2 separate regions of the Mus musculus genome follow, and region 2 is linked to region 1. The links are chromatin loops, found by intact Hi-C in ENCODE. Cell type or tissue: left cerebral cortex. All regions are shown on one strand. Each heading gives the region's core, and the rest is flanking DNA. Links, peaks and the distances in the headings are about the cores only.

What was found. Hi-C counts contacts between places; a loop is a spot of excess contacts. Peaks named below come from ENCODE experiments on the same cell type or tissue, not always from the same donor. Only the 100,000 strongest peaks of a DNase experiment are listed, where the experiment ranks them.
Region 2: a loop joins it to region 1, with 7 times the contacts of the local background. A loop is called at or near these places in 33 of 42 quality-filtered maps.

Annotation. Positions count from the first base shown.
Region 1 is chr9:37,612,725-37,623,532 of GRCm38, forward strand. It overlaps Siae (sialic acid acetylesterase), which reads left to right and starts at 1,097. Exons shown (of 10, transcript NM_011734.4): 1 at 1,097-1,202; 2 at 4,076-4,237; 3 at 10,175-10,350. The coding sequence starts at 1,136. Spa17 (sperm autoantigenic protein 17) reads right to left here and starts at 996. Exons shown (of 5, transcript NM_011449.2): 1 at 832-996. In left cerebral cortex, for the core only: a CTCF peak has its summit at 4,272 (motif pointing left); DNase peaks (open chromatin) are centred at 2,684, 3,759, 4,179 and 8,793; H3K4me3 peaks cover 498 bases; H3K27ac peaks cover 4,041 bases.
Region 2 is chr9:37,451,147-37,461,954 of GRCm38, forward strand. No RefSeq gene overlaps it. Among named protein-coding and RNA genes, the nearest start is that of Robo3, 23 kb to the left of the region's middle. In left cerebral cortex, for the core only: a CTCF peak has its summit at 5,455; DNase peaks (open chromatin) are centred at 5,555, 9,145 and 9,664; H3K4me3 peaks cover 1,907 bases; H3K27ac peaks cover 1,432 bases.

The sequences.
Region 1 (10,808 bases), core at 1,135-9,134:
ACATTGCTGAGAAGAAACTATTTCAAGTGCAGTACTTGGGAGGCAAGGGTAGGTGGGTCTTTGTGAGTTCAAGGTCAGCCTTGTCTACAGGGTGAGTTTCCGGACAGCCAGGGGCTAAACAGAGAAACCCTGCCTCAAAAACCCAAAAATCAAACAAATAGCAAGCAAGCAAACAAAAATCTAGTCGTTCTAGAAATTATTATAATTTGTTGAATAGTTTCACTTGTTTTTCAGCCCCAACTTTTGAAGCATGTTCTCAAGTGCCTCTGCTTTCTGATGAGGGATTGTGAAAGGGGAGGTCGTGTATTTGGGAGTCAGCTTTTGATGTTTGGGGAATCTTATTTTCTGGTTTTCTCAGGCCTTCTTTTATCTTATTATTCGAGGACTGGCTTAAAGGTGGCTGACATAGGATTTGATTATTGAGAAAAGAGAGCTTCGGGTCTGGGCGTGTGCTCCCTCTGCCTCCCCCAAGAAGCACAAAGGCGGCGCTGGTTGGGGTCGAGGCTGGAGGACTAGAGGTTTAACAAGGCCTAACCTGTGGAGTCTCTTCCCTTTCTCTCTTTTGGCCACAAACAGCAGATTAGATATCGAATCTTGAGAGCTGTGTAAAGCCCTGAACCGGGCGGGGGAGGACAGGCTGTCGAGGGGAAGCAGGTCAAACCGTGGGCGGGACGCCAAAGACCTAGCGTTCCAGATTCTCCGAGAAAGGGCTTGCCAGGCTCTCTGTCTGGTCCAGGAGTTGCGGGAGTATTGGAGATGCGGAGAGACTACGGCACGAAGGAAAATGGCGAAGCCTCCACATTGGAGAGGGAGTGGGGGAAACTGCCTCACCTCTTCTTTCTCTTCAAGCTGGTGCGGATGGTTCCAGTGTTTTATCTCGTTGCTGGGTAACCGTTTTTTTTTTTCTTTTTTCTTTTTTCTTTTTTTTTTAACTACGGAGGCCGGGAGGGGAGCGCCCTGCGCCGCGCCGCGCCGCGCCGCTGATGGTTTCGCGTACTGAAGGCTTGAGGGTGGGGCCCGATAGGTAGACCCTCCCAGGCCCCGCCCACTACGCAAGACCACGCCTCTGCCCTGTCCCCGCCCCCGCATAGGGGCTCTTCCTGAATTCGGCGGGTTAATCAGGATCTTCACAAACATGGTTTCCCCGGGGCCTGTGTTTGGGATAGTGCTGCTCATAATCGCGCGAGTCAGCAGAAGTGCAGGTGAGGTGTCACAGCTGTGCCGGACCCTTGCCTTTCAGATCTTCTGCAGGATCATGGCATGCGTCCCCTTTAAAGGTCTGGTTTGAGTCAGAACTGGACTTTTCGCACCTAGTTCTGGCTCAAGGTACTGTTGGGCCCATCTACTGCCTTTTTCATGCAGGGTACCTCATTTGCAGCATAGGAGGCAGGGAGAGACTTCGGTTTACCCATTGGAATAGGCTCCAGAGTCCCCAGACCGAAGCCTTGAGGAGAGCTCAAAGAGAAGGGGGCGAAGCTTAGTTAGATAATATTTGGAAACAGGTGTCTGAGTCATCCAAAATACTTCAACACCTGCCCCCTCAGTAGTGCCCTTGGGGAGGGCTTCTGTCGGGATGGGTGCCTTGAGGGAATTAAATTTTACTAGTTTCTAAGTGGTTATTAGGGCTAAGAAATACAACCCCCTCACTAGCTCAGAATAATTTAAGGTTCAGCTCTGAATTTTGATACAGCCTAAGAGATACTAGTGGAGGGGTAAGACTCATCACACTGGAGAGGGAGCTATTTCACACTGGCCATTGTGCAGGTCAGAGCTTGTCATCTGACTAACCTGAGCTGGACATTGCCCTCTGCATGGAGATATCAAAAGATAGGAATCTATTCACTTAAAGTAAAAGGTTACTGCTGGAGCCACCCACCCTTCTTTTCTTTGTATCACTGAAAGAGTGGACCTCATCCATAGACTGTCAATAAATGAAATTTGGGGGGGGGGATGAGAATATAGCTCAGTGATAAAGCTCTTGGCTGGAGTGCTAGGAATTTGTGGTCCCATTACCATTATCCTCACAGCAAAAATGAAATTGCAATTCCTTTGGAATTAGATGACGTTGATTCTCATTCTGTCATAAACTACCTTCTGAGGCCTGTCAAGGACATTACTGTCTTCTTTCTTAAGAACTCTGCTACACGAGTAAGCTCCTAGTAGATTGTAAGATCCTTGGCAGCAAGAATTTTTATCTACTATTGGAATTATTTTTCCTTCCAGGGTTGCAGTCTCAATGTGTAAAGTACTAGGTATCATTAAAGAGATATTCATTGAATTCATAGCTGTTCTAATTATTCTTTAAAATTGCTTAATCTATTTGTGCTCTAGTCCCTTGATGGGTAATGTGGTTAGGTTATATCTCTTCATCGGTAGTAACACAATTAACACGTTTATTATAAAGATAATTTCCACCTCTAAATTTTTTTTTTCTCACCATAAATCCATTCACAAAGAGCTTCTATAACTGAATGTTGGCAAACACAGAAGGGCTTGGGAAGGCATTCCCCATCCTATGGACTGCAACATTGTTGCCCATGTAAGGAATATTTTCTTCACTCTGTTCTTCCAACTCAAGTCTTCTCTTTGCTTAGCTCTTATTTATGCGTTTACTTTTCAGCTTTTGTTCTGTATCTACCCAAGACAGGGCCCTCCCACACATATGCCTCCCGGTTTCCCCAGCAGGCTGCCATCCTGCTTATGCAATTCTGGGATGTTGTGGTTCCAGAGTATTTTGCTCATGGTACATGCTTCTTGAGGTTGTTAAGCTTTCCGGATAATCCTTGATTGCCATGTAGGCTTCCTGATCGAACTAGCTCCGGAGTGAGAAAGAAAACTGAGGATTTTTAGGGTTAGCCTGTAACTTAAAAAGCAGTATTAATAGGCCACCAAGCTTGTGAGGGGACCCCCATTAGCTCGACTGCCCTGTTAAGTATAGCCTAAGGGGCCTGCCATCTTTTGTAGCTTTCAGCAAGGAAAATGTCAGCTTTGTTAATTCTAATTCTCTTCCCTGTCTATCACTTTTATTAAAAACAAAAAACCAAAAACCAACCAAACCAAAACAAACCAAAAAGCCCTTAATTTTGTAAAATATTTTCTTTGTAGGATTTTTAAAAACTCTCCCCTGCTGAGACAAATTGGGATGATTTTATGATTTTCCTACTTAAATTTCTATGAGCTCACTGGGATCATTTGGATCAATGCTTGTTATTTAAAAAGTTCTCCGATATAGGCTATGAGTTAAAAATAGAAAAGATCTCGTTAAAGTGAATTCTTATTCAGTCTTGTTAGTGATTCTTAGCACAGAATCCAATATGCAAGTGTGCCTCCTCTTTTCTTTGCTTGTGAAATGGTGACAAGACTTTTTCTCAGAGATTTTTAACCTTCTGTCTCTCCACGATCGTATTTTTGTCTCCTGACTTATCTGAGCTTACTGGAAAGGAAACATTTTCACAGTCGTAAGTGTGGTAAACCAGGTCATCAAAGACAAAAAGCAACAAACAAAACCAATCAACAAAATTACATCATCATCAACAACAAAATAAACCCTCAAGAGAAAACACTTGAAGGGGTTTGGCATTGATAGGATGGAGAGGAGGAGCCAAAGATGGGTACAGCAACATTAGAGGACCTATGAGCTACTAGGAGTGGGCACAGTGATGGAGAGTTAGGGAAGGAAGTGCCTTGTTTTTCTTATCATCACCATCTGTGAGGTGCATGGAAGGTTCATTTTAGTGACTTGAGAGAGGAATGTTAAATTCTAGAGCCAAGTTTTAGAGCAAGGGTTGGCCAAGAACTGTGAAGGGGAAGGAAGGAGAGCATGTACATTAGTTGTTATCTTGGGTTCTAAGTTTCTCTTAATGGTCATGTTCTGCTGTGATACATATTGTTGGAAACTGTTCTTATTATGTTGTTTATTTAATCTGGAGCAACTGGACCCGGTTTTGGAAGATTAAAAGGCTTAAGTGGGCTCATATTCTTTAGTATAGGGACTATATGTTACTTCCTTTTACCGGATCCACATGATGCTGAATCTCCTGATTATGTTCTCCTAAGTGCTTGTTGATATTTATAGGTATTGGTTTTCGCTTTGCTTCATACATCGATAATTACATGGTGCTGCAGAAGGAGCCTTCAGGGGCTGTGATCTGGGGCTTTGGTACACCTGGAGCCACAGTGACAGTGACCTTGTGCCAAGGTCAGGAAACCATCATGAAGAAAGTGACCAGTGTGAAAGGTAAGGCAGCCCATTCTCTGTTCAGTTATTGTCCTCTTCTGCCACCTGCTGGATTATCTGAAAATGAATGCTTATGGCTCCCCCTCAAGTTGTCAATCCATCCATCCATCATCCATCCATCTGTTCATCCATCCATCATCCATCCATCCATCCATCCATCATCCATCCATCCATCCATCCATCCATCATCCATCCATCCATCCATCCATCCATCCACCCATCCATCCATAAGAGTTATTTGAGATACTATGTGGGTAAACACTAAAGATACCACAAATGGTAACAAGGCTCAAAGTTCCCTTCACCAAGGGGCTCATTGAACAGAACAAATTATGTAGTCGTTGGATGAACACATAAAATATCTGTGGACTTCCAAGAGCTAGAGAAGACATCCACCTCAGTCTGGTTGCTATGGAAAGTTGTCACAGAAGATGATAGTTGAGGCAGGCAGTCTAGAGGTGAGAGGGTGGCTCAGAGGTTAAGAGCTCTTGCTGTTCTTGCAGAGGACCTGGGTTTAGTTCTAGCATGCACATAGGGTGACTTATAATTCTGTGTAACCTCCAGCTCCAGGGGTACTCTGGGCACACACACACACACACACACACACACACACACACACACACACAAGTTGAAATAAGTCCTACAAGCAATTTGAAAAGAGAGTCAATTTGGTGATCTTGTGAAGAACTTGAATTTTTAGTTTACTGTCAGAGTTCTGATTCTGTCTGTTATTTTTAGGTATGTAATTTAAGAATATATTAAATATATCTGTGACAGTTTGTTTTTTTGGGGGGGTTGTACGAATTCTTAATGGATTATTATGAGGAGTAAATGCATATAAAGTAGTTGGAACAGTGCTTGTCACATTAACTTGTTTGGCCATTATTGTTACCACTACTGCTACTATTACTTATTCAGTAATTCAAATATTTATTGAGTACCTACTGTGTGCTAGATACTGTGCTAGGTACTGATGATAAAGTGATGAATAAAACAGATGGAGCCTCTCCCTTAGTGAAGCCTGAAGGTTAGGGGAGGAGGCAGGAAAATAAAGAACACTCATAGTTCTTTGAGATATGCAATAGTAAAGAAGGACTCTGTGTGTGTGTATGAGAGAAAGAGAGAGAGAGAGAGAGAGAGAGAGAGAGAGAGAGAGAGAGAGCTTAGCAAGGTAGTAGAGTAATGGACTTAATTTAAGGCTGGTTTTGAAAGAGAAAACGTCCTAGACATAGACACAGGTACATCAGTAACACTGGAGAAATCCCGTGTAGGTAGGTTGGTCTGGGACACTGGGCTAAGTGACTGATGGTAGGTGACAGGAGAAGGGCCAGTATGGCGGCTTGTTTATCTCTGCTAAAGCATTTAAATCCTGGATCTGTAGACTTTAAGCATAAAAGCACAGGAGCAGACTGATAGAGTTTGGCAGTCATCAGATAGGGTTGATAGAGCTGTTAGGAGGCTCTTATGATATCCAGATACACATGATGAGGCCTTGACCTGGGAGTGTAGCTGTGAGGATGAAGGTTCAAGGTGAGAATAAAGTGGTCTCTTTGAGGAAGGGATAAAAACGTAGAAGAGTAGATGCTGGGAACTAAACTCAGGTCTACTCCAAGAGCAGCATGTTCTCTTAACAGCTGAGCCATCTCTCCAGCCTCTCTTTGTGATCTGTGAGATATACTGAATGTGAAGAATTCCAAAACTTCCTATGCTTAGTGCCTAGGTTTTTTTTTCTTTTCTTTTCTTTCTTGTAGCTGAGAATTTCATTGAAGTTCTGATTCTTCTACTTCTATTCCCTAAAGGGTGGGATCATAGGAATGAACCACCCCACCCAGGTTACATAGTACTGGGGACTGAATTAAACATGCTAGGCAGGTACTCTGTCTGCTAAGCTATATCCCCAGTCTACTTTTGAAAGCATATGAAATTAATGGGTTTAATTATTGGCATTTCACACGTATGTATCATTGTATTTTGTTCATATTCACTCCCCTGCCCTTCCCCCACCCCTTGCCTGACTTATCCTCTGTTGTTGTTTTTGAGACAACATTTGTCTGTGTGTCTCTGGCTGTCCTGGAACTTGCTCTGTAAACCAGGCTAGCTGCACATTAATTTTCATAGATGTGTAGTCGGTTTATATTTCTATTGGTAGTAAATAAAGGTTCCCCTTCCCTACATCCTCACCAGGATCGGGTGTCACCTGTTTTCTTAATGATAGTCATTGTGACGGAGATGCCGTAGACTTTACTCCTTCCTCCCCATATAATATAACCAAGTCTCAAGAGGGACATTTCCCCTCTCCTCTGATGTAGAACTATTGAATGCAAGTTACAGATTCTGTTTGTTCCAGAGGAGCAAGAATAATATAAGACTATAACTTTAGAACCCACCCTAAGGTGTATCTGCCACAACATGCTATGACTTTTATCATTTTCATAAGCAGTTTTACTCATATAAAGCATTTACTTTTTACTTCATTCTTGTTTGGTGGTGGTATATTTGAACTGTAAGCTATAAAATAAATGTAGGTGGTAAGGGATGAGCACTAAGGCATCCTTCACCTTCAAGCCACATTTGAAAGCCACAGGATCATGTTTTAGCTGATGAAAAGTCAGGGTTCTGTGTGGAGAGGTGAAGAAAGCTGTTTCTTGTGAGCCCTAGGTTTTCTTTTTAGGAAGATAAAGGCCATGGGTACCCCCTCCCCTTCTTGATATTCATCACAATAACCTGAAAAAGATAACATTTGATTTGATTAATAAGAAGAAAAGCAAGAAAGTGCTTTATGACTAATCATGTCTCTGAACAAATTATTTTTATTTCGTTCTTGTGGTTGTGGTTTACATCTTGAGTTAACTGGGGAAGCCAGAGAGAAAAGAGAGACAGACAGCTCTTTCTTTGTGTATGCCTTTTGCTGTACTATATAAATCAGTTGTCAGAGGCAAACAACCAGACATGCTCTTAACATGTGAAAACATGAAGCATGGCCTTCTTATCAGGGTAGGCCAGGGTTGGAGTTCATTGTTGTCATTTACTCGATGAAATGCTTGGCAAAATGTTTGTAGGCTAAGTAGTGGTAAAACGACGGCAGGAGATTGATCTTCCTAGATGGTAGAAGAAAAAATGTAAGAACACAGAGGTTTGAATACAGTGAAATGAAAACTTAGAGAAACCTGGGCCTGGACTGGCCAAAGAGGTAACAGGGAACAAACGACTACTGTTCATAAGGCAGGACCAGAGCAGCTGTGGCTCAGAAGGCCAAGAACCAGCAGCAAGCCCATTGGATGCTGCTGAAATCAGTGACGGTGAGCTTTATGGTTGGGGACTTAGAATTACTATTTGAGCTCATCCTAGTAGTCTTGATGGGCTAACATTCTAAAAGCTCTTAAGTGCCCCATGGCATGCTCATCACCATGCACCCTGTTCTGAACTGACTATCCAAACAAAGACTAACGCTCCTCATGGAACATGGTGGCTTCTGACTTTCCAATCCCACCCTTGCCCTTGGTCTAAGACATCATAGGGCTTGTATGAGTTATCTCTTGAGCTCCTGTGCCCATCAGTGAATTCTCTACAGTGCAAGTTTCTCCTGCTTTACAGCATTGTGTCAGGGCATATTTTTCTTTTTCTTAAATGGGAGTGGAAAAATGCTAGGAACCAAAAGACCTTAGGCTAGCTAGCCAAGAAGGAAGCTTTTTGAGAAGTTGAAGGCAAATTTTTCTGGTACAAAAGATGTTGGAATCAAGACTCATTTTCCAGGTTCAGCTTTCCTGAGGTTCTAGGTCCTACCAGGAGCTCATTCATTTTTCTGGCTGTAGTGAAATGGTGCCACTGCTTTGCCAATTTTCTTTCCTGTCTTTTTGTTGCTGGACATTGTCTTAGTTAGGGTTTTATTTGAAGAGATCACATGACCATGGCAACTCTATAAAGGAAAACATTTACTTGGGGCTGGCATACAAGTTCAGAGGTTTAATCCATTGTCGTCATGGCCGGCTGCATGGTAGCACATGGGCAGACATGATGCTGGAGAAGGAGCCCAGAGGTCTACATCTAGGTTGGTAGGCAGAAGGAAGAGAGAGACTTGAGCCTTGTTGAACACTGAGACCCCAAAAGTCCAACCCCAATGACACAATTCCTCCAAAGCTCCACCTACTCCAACAAGGCCACACCTCCTAATTCCTCTCCGTAAGCATTCAAATATATGCGCCTTTGGGGGCCAATCTTATTCAAACCACCATAGATGTGCACACTTGTTGGAAGTGCTAGGGAGAGTTTTTGTCACTAGCCATGTGTATTGAAAAAGCTAAGGGAAAATACCCAATTAATAGCTCTGAATGCACTAGATGAACACAGGAGGCTGAGAACTAGTCCTGTGTTAGGTTCTCTGGCAGTTGACCCCATCAGCACACATCAGCAGTGCTTCTGGCAGAAGGACGGAGCCTCAGTAAGGTGTGTCAGTGCAGGAAGCCTGGAAAGACCTTGGCAAGCCTGTATTAGGACAGATTGGAACGTCTGCCTGTTCATAAGTGTGAGCCATACGGAGCACATCACACCTGTGCCACACAATCTGTCCTAGCTGCCCACTGTTTCCAAAACAGTGATTTTTCTGGTTTAGGTTGAATTTTGCATTTTATATGCTGATGCCTGGCTTATTGGTCAGAGAAATGCAATCGTGAGCGCATGGTCCTGGGTTTAGCCGACCTTCTGGAGGCAGAGCTCCAGGCTCAGCTAGTACCGCTCTTCAGAGGACCAAACGTTTAGATATTTCCTCCACCACTCCAGGCAACCTTTAAGGCTTCAGTTTTCACTAATTTGCAAGGGCTCATCTGGACATTTCCTGCTTCTGCTTAGTTGTTGCTGGCTGGGAGGAACCTTGGACAGTGTCCAGCATGGAGTATGCACTCAGATGGTATTTCTATAATTATTTCTTCTCATAGGTTAGGGCAATAACATTACAATGCTCCATCTCCTGGTCTCCTCATTCTTTCCCTTTGGATTTACATTGATCTGATGGCAATAGATAAGCCAGATTATGTTTGACATTTTTGTGTTAAACTGTTTTTCTCTGCCTTTTCTAGGCTCCTGTTTCACTGCTCCAGTATTTTCACGTTTTCTGGTTCTTTTTTTTGTCTTAAGTCTCTGTGTATGAGGTTGACAGCAGTGATCCAGTGGCTGAGAAGAAGGGCAATGGGAGGTGTGGTTTCTAGGAAGCAAGCTATGAATGTCTAAAATAGGGTCTTTCATGGCTTCTCATTTCTTAGTGGTGTCGCAGAACCTCAAGTCTTGTATGTCACTCTGAAATATTCGATTGAGCCAGCTAAAATGTCCTTTTCACTGAGATCAATTTATATGCTAACTGCTACTTGTTGATGTGTCTCCGTGCACCTGTGCACTGATGGCAGAACCCAGTGCCACTGACTGTGTTGATACTTGTTAGCGATAGATGGCAAGGGTGACCCTTAGTAAAAGAAAGATTCAGATTAGAAATGATTTTCTGAACCTGTGCTTACATGCGATTGGATAATTGCAAGTTAGTTCAGGGTGCTGTGTAAATCAGAAAGATTAGATTACGGTAATATTGACAGTTGGATGGTGTAATGAGAATTTCTGTTTTCTGTTTTTTTTTTTTCCTTGTCAACTAACTATCCTTGAAATTTAATCTATGTGTATTTTTGTCTCTCCTAATTTAGGATTATAACTGGGTAACTAATTTTTCTTGTAAATGCCTTAGTTAAAAATAAGAAGGGATTGGTACAGATTAGGGATAAAAAGGCTGCTGTTCTCAACAGCTCTACCCCCTTGCCTGGAATTTGGCCAATCCTTATAGAGTTGCATACACTTTGTCACAGAGCCTGAGCTTAGCCACAAATGAGGTGCAGTTGGTGTTTAACTCTACTTTAGGTGGTTGGTTGATTAACCCCTTGAAGTCTGTTTTTGTTTCAGAACCCTCCAACACCTGGATGGTGGTACTGGACCCTATGAAGCCTGGGGGACCTTTTGAAGTGATGGCGCAACAGACTTTGGGGACAATGAATTTCACCCTGAGAGTCCATGATGTCTTATTTGGAGATGTCTGGCTTTGCAGTGGGCAGAGTAACATGCAGATGACTGTTTCACAGGTAATGGAGCATCTCAGCTAAGTCAGTGTTGGTGATAATGAAGGAGAAGGAAAAAGGAGTAACAAGGAAGGAAGGCTGCTTCTGTTCACTAAGAACTTATCATGTGTAGGATCCAATCTGAGCACTTTAAATAATTTGATTTCACAATCTAAAGAAGCTATTGTTTGGCACTAATTGTGCTTATATACTAGGTTTTCTCCCTAAAAAGGTTAAAGGTTACTGCTATCCCTAGCTCTGTCATCCAAGCCGATTTATCTTTGCTTGCCTTTTTTGACTATCTAGTTCTCTGTTTTTGAGAACTATTTGAGTTTGAGGTTGAGGAATCTGAACAACCAAGCCGTGGTTTCCTTTCATTTCTGTCTTTGATAAAGGTATAAATTAGATGGCGTGGAGAGATGGCTCCGTGGTTAAGATCATTCACTGGCTGCTCTTCCAGAGGACCCAGGTCCAATTCCCAA
Region 2 (10,808 bases), core at 1,954-9,953, 160 kb before region 1:
AAGCACTCTGCCAACTGAGCTACATGTCTCGTTCTCATAGATGTTGTTTTATTTTTATTTCCTCTCCATAAATTCCAAGTTCTGTTAAAGAGCAAGGGAGGGAGTTTCTTTGTTTCTTTTATCTTCGTATTTCTGGTACCCACCATATACATAGGACACATTATTAAAGGGCCTCATTTAGTGCTGAAGATATTATTAACATACTAAGGCTGGTCTGTGTGTGTTTGATGTATTTACTCCATTCACTCTAATAACTATAAAATTAGGTACAGTTATTATTCATATGTCATAGGTGGGGAGACAAGCAGAGTGGTTTAAGAAGTGGCCCAGAGCTATCTGATTAGGAAATGGAGGGTCCAGGACCCTACACAGATAGGCTTAATCAGAAAGGCTTACAGCATCTCCACAAAAACCCTGCATCTCCTTAGCAGAAGCAAAGCTTCCCTTGCCCCACCTCCCACAAGGACATATTCTACCCTCATGCATAATTCAAGGGGCAGAATGACATCTACAGTCACTTTGCTGTATGAAATTCACCAAGACCTATGACTCCTTTTCTGCTATTCTGTTTTTAAGTCTGAAATTCTCCAGCCTCTCGAGTAATCCTGCTGCTATCTGTATTTGCTCGTATTTGTAATACCTGGCGTTTCTCCAATCTCGGGAAAGTCCAAAATGGACTCTCTTACATTTCTTCTTAATTTCTTTCATCTCTCTCCCTCTTTTTCCCCTCCCCTGGCCCTTCTTCTTTGGTGGGAATGAAATTAACAAAGGAAGAGACCAATTAGGATCTTCAAATCCCCTAAGTCCTACAGAGGATGTCCCACTTTTCAATTAAAGAGGAATATTCCCTTGTCTCTAATGAGTCCCATTCAGAGGGAAATGCTTTTGTGTTAAATACATATGTGAGTTTTCCAGGTCACATAGCTGAGAGTTGTTCATGCTTTGTTGTTGCTTATGGGTTCATAGTTTTTTTGTTTTGTTTTGTTTTGTTTTGTTTTTGTTTTTTGTTTTCCTATTCTCCTTGAATGCCAGATTTAGCTCCAGAATCAACAGGGACCCTTTACTCCCTGTTGGTTTCTCACACCATGAGGTGTTCTTTTCCATTGGCTCTCCAGAAGCTCAATCCTTAGCATAAAGGTGACTCCAAAAATCTCTCCGAGCTCCCCACAGAGAAGAACAACCCGAGAAGCCCAGCCTTGCTGTAGCCTCGGTCCCCATCTACATAGAGAGCAAAGGAATAGAAGGAGAGGTTACTATGTAGAAAACATATTTTTCTTTCCTTTTCTCTCCTGTCCTTTTCTCTTCTCCGTGCCTATTGACCACCCCCCACCCTGCAGCCCCGTTTATTCTTTAAGCCTTACCTCCTCAGTCCTGATTGCATAGCTCATACATATTCAGCATTTCCTAGGAGCAACCTCGGGATGCTATTTCAGCACTGGAGTTGTTCACCCATCTCATCACAAAGGGGGCTGGACTTTCCTCAGTCTCCTGCCGCTGTCCCTTTCACCTTGCACTTATCAGCAGGAGGCTTAATCACAAAGGGATTTCCTACTGTGACTGGAACCCCTTATGGATTTGTACATTGATAGTCTCAGGCCCCTATCTCTAAATACTCCATGATGAGAAGATTTACCCTTCCCACGACAAAAGCCCTGCTACTGAAAAAGGAGAAGGAAACAGGAATGAATCTGCAATTACAATGCAGGTATAAAAATGATTAAGTGCTATGCCTGGTATGTAGACACTAAACAAACTTCTATTTTATTATGTTAAATGATTTATACATAGAGAAATAGAAAAGAAGAAATCAAATGTGTAAGCAACTGTTGAATCACGTGAGAAAGAATGTATCCTTTTCTTTTTCATCCTTCCCACACTTTTTCTTATTTGAAACAGAGTCTCAATATGTAGCTCTGGCTGACCTTGAACTCAGAAACCTCTCTCTTTATCTAATGCTGAGATTATAAGCATATGTCAAACATGCTCACACTCCGACCTGATTTTCAACATCAATAATGAAAAGAATTTTAAAAGATTACTTATAAAAGGGCTAGTTGGCTGAGGAGACAGACAGCTTGTGTGCTTAGAACCTTCAGGCTGCAGAGCTTCTGCCTCAATGGTCAACTTGAGAACTGCCCAAGACCAAATAACAACCATACCACCTTCCCTCCTTGGTTTGATATGATGGTCTACCTTTGCATTCAATGAAAGGAGGGAGCAAAGAGGTTAGGACGTAAGTGTGGGGAGTCAGACAATGATGGTCCTTTTGCAAACATCCCCTAAAACAGCCTTCTGTGAAATTCTAAACAAATGTCCACCCACTTGGCTTCCAGTCAGGGAATTCAAGCCTGATATGCTATGCCAAGCAGCACTGGGCTGTAGAGTCGGTCGCCTCTGCTGGGCTTGGTGCGGGTCCTGCCTTGGAGCTGAGGAATTGGTTTGGAAGAGAGTGGCAATAGAATTATGGTCATGAGACAGAGAGGGGAGGTCAAACTGTGAAGAGAAAAAAAGCTGTTGGTTAAGAAAGAGACTGTGGATCCCTGACATTCACCTCTGGTCAAAACTAACATGAGGGGGGTTGGGGATTTAGCTCAGTGGTAGAGCGCTTGCCTAGCAAGCCCAAGGCCCTGGGTTCGGTCCTCAGCTCCGGAAAAAGGAAAAAACAAAACAAACAAACAAAAAAAACTAACATGAGGACTTAACTTGGCAAAGACTGTGGATGGGCTATGTAGCAATGACTTGGGCCAGTGTCCAAGAAAGCATCTTCATCAACCCCATTTAAACTGTATTTCAGCATTGTACATGTCGGACATAAGTTTGGGGACTGTTCCATGGGGCTACCTTTAAGAGATGAAGGATGCTGCCAGAGGACACTGCAGAAGTGTCAGGGAGGGGAGCAATGTGTGCAGAGACAGGGCCCATGTGTTTTGGGCTCTATTAACTAACTCCCTCCCATCCATCACAGCCTCCCCCCAAGGCTGCTGCAACCCTGGCAGCTGGGTCACCCCGGGGAGGCTGGGCTGGGAGTCCCTAAAGGGAGCCAGGCTTCAGGCAGAGCAGCGGAGACACATGTGTGTCTGACTGAGTTGGGGCCGGCACCTCATTGAGAAGGGGGCCCTCCAAGCTGGGCTTCATTAGGGTAGTGGCACTAATAGGGAGGGGGTTCAGGGGGCTGGGCTGACAGCCAATTACTTGCTCGTCTGCATTATGGATTAACCCATCTGGGCCTGGGAGATTGGCTCTGAAAGGGGCACAAAAGGGGGGGCGTGACCACAATCACACACTGAATTATCCTGTCTGAACACTATTGTCCACCAACAAACGGGGCCTCTGGATGGGTGACCCCCTTGGGTGATCTCCATCCCCACTGCTTGCCTCATTGGAAGAGCCAGAGGTAAACTGCAGCCTGGTTAAAAGGCAAGGTCTTTTAACCTTGGACAAGGAGAGAGAGGGCATCATTTCAGAGAGGCAGGGGATTTAGACAGAGGAACCAGGCTGAGGTGTCATGCTCTCCTGTCTTCTCTCTTCCTCTTTTCTCTCCCATCCCATACTTTGGTTTTGATTTCAGTTCTTTGAGACAAAGCCTTATGTAATAAGCTCAGGCAGGCCTCAAATCCATTATGTAGCCAAGGATGACCTTGAACTCCTGATCTCCCTACCACCACTTTCCAAGTCCTGTGCTTATGGTCATACACCACTGTGTGGGGTCCTAAGATAATCTTAACATCTTAAAACAAAAACTTCTGCTTTTCATCTTAGCAAGGAATAAAATAAGGAACTTGCTACCCTGAATTCAATGCAGAATCCCACAGGAGAGAGATCGTTCGGGGAGATGGGGGACAAGGGGAGGTGACTAGGAAGGACCAAAGTCAGGTGCCTCCCATCTCACCCATCACCTCTCCTGGGCTAATTGATTCCAGACATGAATAAGGGGCTCTCACATGGGTCTTGAAGGGCCCTGGCCCTGCTCTGGCATTTCGGATGTTCTCCCTGTGGGAGGGCCCAACCCCCTCTCCCACACTCCTCTTCCAGAAGTAAGCCCACCCTGCCTGGTGAGGGAGAGGTGTTGGAAATAATGGGAGAGGGCGGCAAGCAGGGAGCTCTCCTCTAGCTAATCCCCTCATTACCATCTCATAATCAGAACCACGCTTTAAATGTAAATGGGGATGTTAAATATTGGTTTCTCTAGACTCAAGCTCCTTTGGAGAAAATTATTGATGCTTCCCTTTTTGTAGGTGCTGCTGGCTCTCACTGTGTGTGTGTGTGTGTGTGTGTGTGTGTGTGTGTGTGTGTGTGTGTGTGTGTAGCATCAGCAAGGATGAAGTTTTCAGGGTTCATTTAGTGTCTGACAAGAAGGGGCAGATAGATTTGTTTTCTGTAGACCTGAGTAGCTCCAGTGTCCTTGATTCAGCAGAAGATACCCATTCAAGAGTCAGCGAATCCCTAATTCATTCACTCTGTGTTGGAAGTTGATTGATCTCAAGCCATTCTTTTATATATATATATATATTCTCTCTCCCCCCTCGCCCTCCCCCTCTTCTCACCTCCTCCCCTCCCCCCCACCCCGGGAACGAGCCAGTGTGTGATTGTTGGGATCCGCAGGAACCAGAAGAGGTCATTGGATCCCCTGGAACTCAAGTCACATAAGGTTGGGAACTGCCCAATATGGATGCTAGGGATCAAACTCCAGTCCTGCAAGAGCAACAAACACTCTTGATTACTGAGCCATCTCATGCAGACTCGCACAGGTTAAGGGCCAAAAACAGACTCTTGGAAAGATGATCATCACTATTCTCTTTCTGTTTGAGGGTTCCATCCCCGACAGTCACTTTGAGAACAGCACTATATGTAACCGGATGCTAAGAATGAAGAATCTGATAACTATGGCTGTGTGCACTCAGTTACCAGCTCCACTGCTTAAGTGCTGAGTCACTGGATCACAGCAGACAGGTAGCTAAATTGGATGACGGCGGGCTATATGTCACGGTTCCCAGTTTCAGTGCCCTAATCTGTGGGATCAAGGTATTAATGTTAGAGTCTGCTCCCGAAAGCAGATGGGAAGAATACGTGAGAACTACACACCAAGTTCTTATTATCCATTCCAGATAAGAGCAAGGCATGTTTAGCATGCTAGAGTATGACACGGGTTTACAGGTGCATTAGTCTCTCACAGGACTAAACCTGCCCGAGGTCGCTGGGTCGATGATAGCAGAGCTGCTTCTCAGCTCTGGCCAGGAGTGAAATCTGCAGGTGGTCTGAGACCTAGGTTCAAAGTTTCCCATAAAGAAAATAAAAGTGGGCTCTCCAGACGTCCTTTGTTGTTTTAGATGCAGGGTCAGGTTCTGTTCAGCATCCGCAGTGGAAGGACAAAATGACTTCTCCATTGAGGCTGGCTGTGGTAAGAGCACTCCCCCTCCCCTGAGTCAAAGCTGAGAGTGGAGCCAGGGACACCATGTGGCTGGCGCTACTACCGCTGCCGCTGAGAAGAGGGAGGGAGATGCCTTCGGAGGGCTCCCCTCCAGGGCTGCAGAGAGGGCTTCCTCTGCTCAGCTCCACCGTTTAGCTTTCTCCTCATTAACTCTCCGGCCTCATTAATCAGCCCCGATGAAATGCGCCCCCGGGAACACTGCCCGCCCGCTCCGCCGTTTGGCGCTTTAATTATCCTCCCAGCGGGAGGAAGGAGGGGTTGGCGGGCGCGGAGCTACATCGGTACACACAGACCCACAGATCCACACACTGGTTGAAGGATGGCTGAACTCAGGTAGGGCCAGGCGTTACCCAGCCAAAAGCTCGAGTTTGGGCTGTTTCCAGGATGCCATATCAATCACAAGGAATCCTAGTGTCTCTCGGGCTTCTGTCCAGGAGCCACCGTGGAGTCTTTTCTCCCCTTTGTAAGGCTTCAAAGATCCCCTCTGCACAAAACTCCACCAACCCATTTTTTTCATCTGACTTCATTTACTCGCCACATCCTCCAAGTGTTGAACATACAGACATAGCTCTGGTTAGGAGCATGGGCCCAAACACACTTAAATCTCCAAACAAAGTAAAAGGCCACCAGTAGCAAGGTGCTATTTAAGGAAAACACTGTGCTGTGGAAAGGCAGGCAAAGTGGTTGGTGTGCTGAATCCCAGCCTGCCAAGGCAGGTCAGAAACAGAGTTTAATTTCAAGCCTTGAAGTGGGTCTTAACCTGTAAATAGGAATTAAAAGCTAAGGGCTAATAGAAAGGGTAAAACTACACAGATCAGTGTGTATAGAGCTGGACCACAATTCAGTGTAGCTGGTCATGCCCAGGTGACAGAATGGGTAGAAGGCAGAAAGACCTTGAAGACAGTACTAAGTTCTATTTAGATGTACTATAAAGGCAATGATGAGTTAGCGGTGGATTTTAAAACCATTAAGAGTAATATTTTGGAAAACCTCTGTGCAGAGGGTGGATGGGAGGGGCCTGAAATGAAGGCAGGGAGGCTAATTAGCAAGCAAGGTGACTGGGTGTGGGAGGTAACAGAGAGAAGCGTTTGGAATACGCCCAGTGTTCTTCTGCAAAGCATGCTCCTGGAATCGAGAAGATTTTCTTGAGATGTTCCTAGGCCCCTGGCTCAGCTCAACTAGAAGGTAAGGCACAGGCCACTCCTCCCCGCCCCCAACCCCAATCTTCCTTTTGCTCTTGGTAAGTAGCCAGGATACTTCCATCCAGGCCGGGTTAGGTAAGTTATTGTATCAGTTTTTAATCATTTATAAGGTGAGAACATTGGAATGTATCTAGCTGACCAACACACACACACACACACACACACACACACAGCTGCAACAACCCAAGGAAGAGATAGAAAAGACCCAGGCAAGATTAAGTACCCACTGGAGGGATGGTGCCCCTCAGGCAAAGCCTGCTCTAATCTCCTGGAAAAGGGACAAAGAACAGACACTTTAGCTTAGTGGAATCTCATTTTAAAGTAGCAGTCAACACATACCGAGTCTAAAACACTTCAACTCTATTTAAGTCTCAACTGTAATGATGTTTTTCTTTTGGCTATTTTTTTTTTTTCCAGTTCTGGTGACAAAGCTTAGGGCCTATCAAATACCAGGCAAATGCTCTACCACTGAGCTAAACCCCAGCCACCCATTTGGGTAGGTTTTGGTTTGGCTTGGATTAAACTTAAAAAGCATCATTTACCTTTAGGAGATGCCAACAAATCAACCTGGTTATTTCAAAAATACTAAGTAAGCAAGGTATGATGGTGCACACCTTTAGTCCCAGCACTTGAGAAGCAGAGGCAGGTGGAGCTCCGAGACCAGCCTGATTTGCAGAGAGAGTTCAAGCCAAACATTTGTCTTGCCTTTCTTACTCAAAGCAGGATAAACAAATACTTGAAGGCAGGCTCACCTTAGAAAAGTATCTCAGCTCATAATGAGGAAATGATAGAGACAGAATGCCATGAATTAGCTGTCTCCCGTGAATAATGAACCTTGGTGATCACTGTCACTGGATGCTCATATAACGACAAAGCAGAGCAGCAGACATTAGCATTACTCCTGATAGACGGAGACACATTGCCTATGACGTATTCTGGAGGGGGGGGGGAATCAAGCGTTAATTGATCACGACTCTATATCTAACAGCCAATTTACAGGAAATAATAGGGACAGAAAAACATGTGAAATGACACCGCAGGGATACATTCAACAGAACCCAGACTGGAAACTCCACAGAACAAATGACCTGCTTTCCCCAACAAATGAATTGTACAGAGGGAAAAAAAATAATTAAGGGATGGGAAGGACGGCAGATTAAAAGAGACAACACACTGTATATAGTCACTTGGGTCTAAGTCTGTACACTGATGGGAATAAGACAGCGGGAACAGTGGTGGAATATGTGCACTCTTCCATTGGAGATGGACAAATTGAGACTTTCCTTTCCACGATTTCCTTTTCACTTGTGAGCTGGAATCCTCTCTAAAGATAATCCATCATCAGATTTTTAGATAAAGGATTGTTATTTTAGATATGCTAATCCTATTGCTCTTTATTTTTATTTAAAACGTTTTAGTGCAATCTGTGCATGTATGTGTGGGACTGAGCATGCGCTAGAATTCACCTGTGAAGGATAGAGGACAACTTGTGAGGAGGGTTGGTTTTTCTCCTTCAACTCTGTGAGTCTGGGGTTCAAATTAAAATCATATCTTAGGTTTGGCAGCAAGCACATTTACCCGTAGAGCCATCTCATTGGCCCATTACTGCTATTTAAAAGATTCCTGCATTGAAATATTTACAGAAGAAGTTGTAAGGTTTCTGATATTTGCTTCAAAACCACGAGCAGATGCCGGGGTTGATATTGATATTGACAGATATCAGATATATAAGTGCTGAGCTGAATATTGAGGGTTCTAATTTTGTGTGTTTGTCTTACCCATAAAAAATAGTCTGGATAACAGAGTGTATATAGAATACATTTATAGGCCAAAACGTGCCTGTGCTTTAAATTTGGTCCATGGGCTGTGACAGACTGTGACATTGGATCTGATCCAATCCACCTCTGTAGTGAACTCAAAGCCTTTCTACCAGACCTTGCTCCCATAAACCCTTTTTGGTCCGTTTTTAGGTCCTTTTCTAGGGAGGAGAGTTAAATAAGGCAACCTGAGTCCCTGGCCATGGGACACTACACGATAAGGACCTAGAACCGGCCCCTAAGTTCTTTACCCATTTCTCTCCAAGCTGTCTTCTCACCCTAGCATTAAAGGTGGAACGTACACGTAGCCAGGCTTCACCCTTGCAGAGGCCAAAGCCATCTACTGCCTAGGAGAATAAATAAATGAAGGAATGGCTGGACCCCCGCGACCCAGCAGCTAGAAAGGGGGTGTTAAACTCGAGAGACAGAGCGCTGGGGAGGAAAGGGGAAGCTAGGGAAAGTCCGCTCATCGAAAGGCAGGTTGAGAGACCCAGCCAACCCCAGCACCATGCGATTGATTTCTGTACAGTCTCTTTCCTCTTTGCACTCCTTTATATAAGGAGAACCCCTTCGCTAGACACGCGTCTGTGGCGCTGGCTGCTCACTTAGTGAAGAAAGGGCGGCTGAGAGAAAGAATTGCACCCACGCGGCGCGAGCGGCAGTGGGGCTCAGGCTGACATTGCGCGGCAACACACAATGGGCCATCGCAGACGCCCCGCACAGCGAGAGGCGCGCCTCGGTCCCTCCCCAGCCCCACCATCCAGCGCCGTGCCGAGGACCCGCTCCTCCGGTTGGCCGTTGGTCCCCGGTGCAGACCTCTTCATCATCCCCGCGCGCCACGGCCCCGCTGTCTTTCTAGCGACCCGGTGGCAGCGCTCTTGGCTCCCACCTTCTCCATCAGCCGCTCCCCGGCGGGCCAAAGTAATGAGCCGCTAGGCAACTGGCCCCACGCCATTGTGTGCGCGCCGGGGCGAGGCCGGGTCTCCGCGGCGCGGTGGAGGGTGACCACGCGCGCCGCAGCGCCCCTCGCTTCACACCTGCTCCCCGCCCCCGGCCGGCAAGCACGGGCGTGGCCTCCCCCTCCCCGGGGGAGGGGCCTCAGCTGGGGCAGCACTTGGTAAAGAGGCCGTAGAGAGGACACCCGCGGCCGGAGGAGGCGTCGTAAATTTGGAGCAGATGCGTCCTGACAGTCAGTCACCCAGCTCGGGGCGGCGGGGGAGGGCTCCGCTCCGCGCCCACGCCCCTCTTCTAGTCAGCAGCTGAGTCCCGCGGACTCCACACCTAGGTAACCACGGACTTAGGACATATGGAGCCTGTCTCCCACTCCCCCGCATCTGTCCTGTGCTTTTTTGTGTGTCCTTACAGCTGCAAGAAGTCATGAAGGGAAAAGGGAGATGCCTGAATTCAGCTACGACTTTCTTCCTGAAGAGTGGTTTCTTCAGATGAGACTGTGACAGTCTGCCACCCTGGTCCTGAGCTGTCGCTTTTTGACAGTAGCTGAAGAGAACAGGAAAAATAGAAGAAGCGCGTTTCGATGTGTAATGCCCATTTTAAGCTAGAAACTCAAGTAGGGAGGCAGAAACAAACAAACAAACAAAAAGGATATGGTGGGATGGGCAAGGAAGACAGAGTAAAAATGCTAAGGAATAATACTTGCTATAGTATATTGCCATGATACTGTAGCATTGCAACCATGATACTGTATCATTGCAACCATCCAACAGAGCAAGGAGGGTTGGTTGCCCCTGGGACTTGATGGGGCCAATTCTGTCTCCAGACAGAATTGGGGCACTTTCCAGTCTTCCACACTATAGGGAAGTGAGGTGAGTCTTCCATGAGTCTTGAAGGGATGAAGAAAAGGATACTGGGATAGAAACAGTCCCAGTTACTTATTCTGGACACTGTGGAGGTCTCTCTCTAAAGCAATATGAAATGAAGTCTGAGTCTCTGGCTCTGTATAAAGATCACAGTACCATAACCTGTCTCACCAAGGCTAATTTGGAAATTATGTTCACAGCAACAGTGCCAAGTGGAGTTGGCAAAAGCCCTCTGTGATGACCCTGTGTTTTTCCATTTGGAGATGTTTTGTTCCCTCTACCACTCAGGGGAAGTAACTAGGTTGTCTGATGGGTTCGTTGGCTTCCTTCCCTCTCACTCCCAGCCTCCTCCAGGTCTGCGACTTTCTGCCTGTGCTGGTCAAAATACAGTGTGCATCCCAATCACTTGGACATCTGAACACCCACAGTTTCTGATTCTTTTCATCTGGGAAGGGGCCAGGAGATTTGAATTTCTAAGAGCTGCCGGGTGACTAGTATGGTAATGGTGTTGTAATAGCATCCTTAGTGAGAGCTTAGTCTAGCT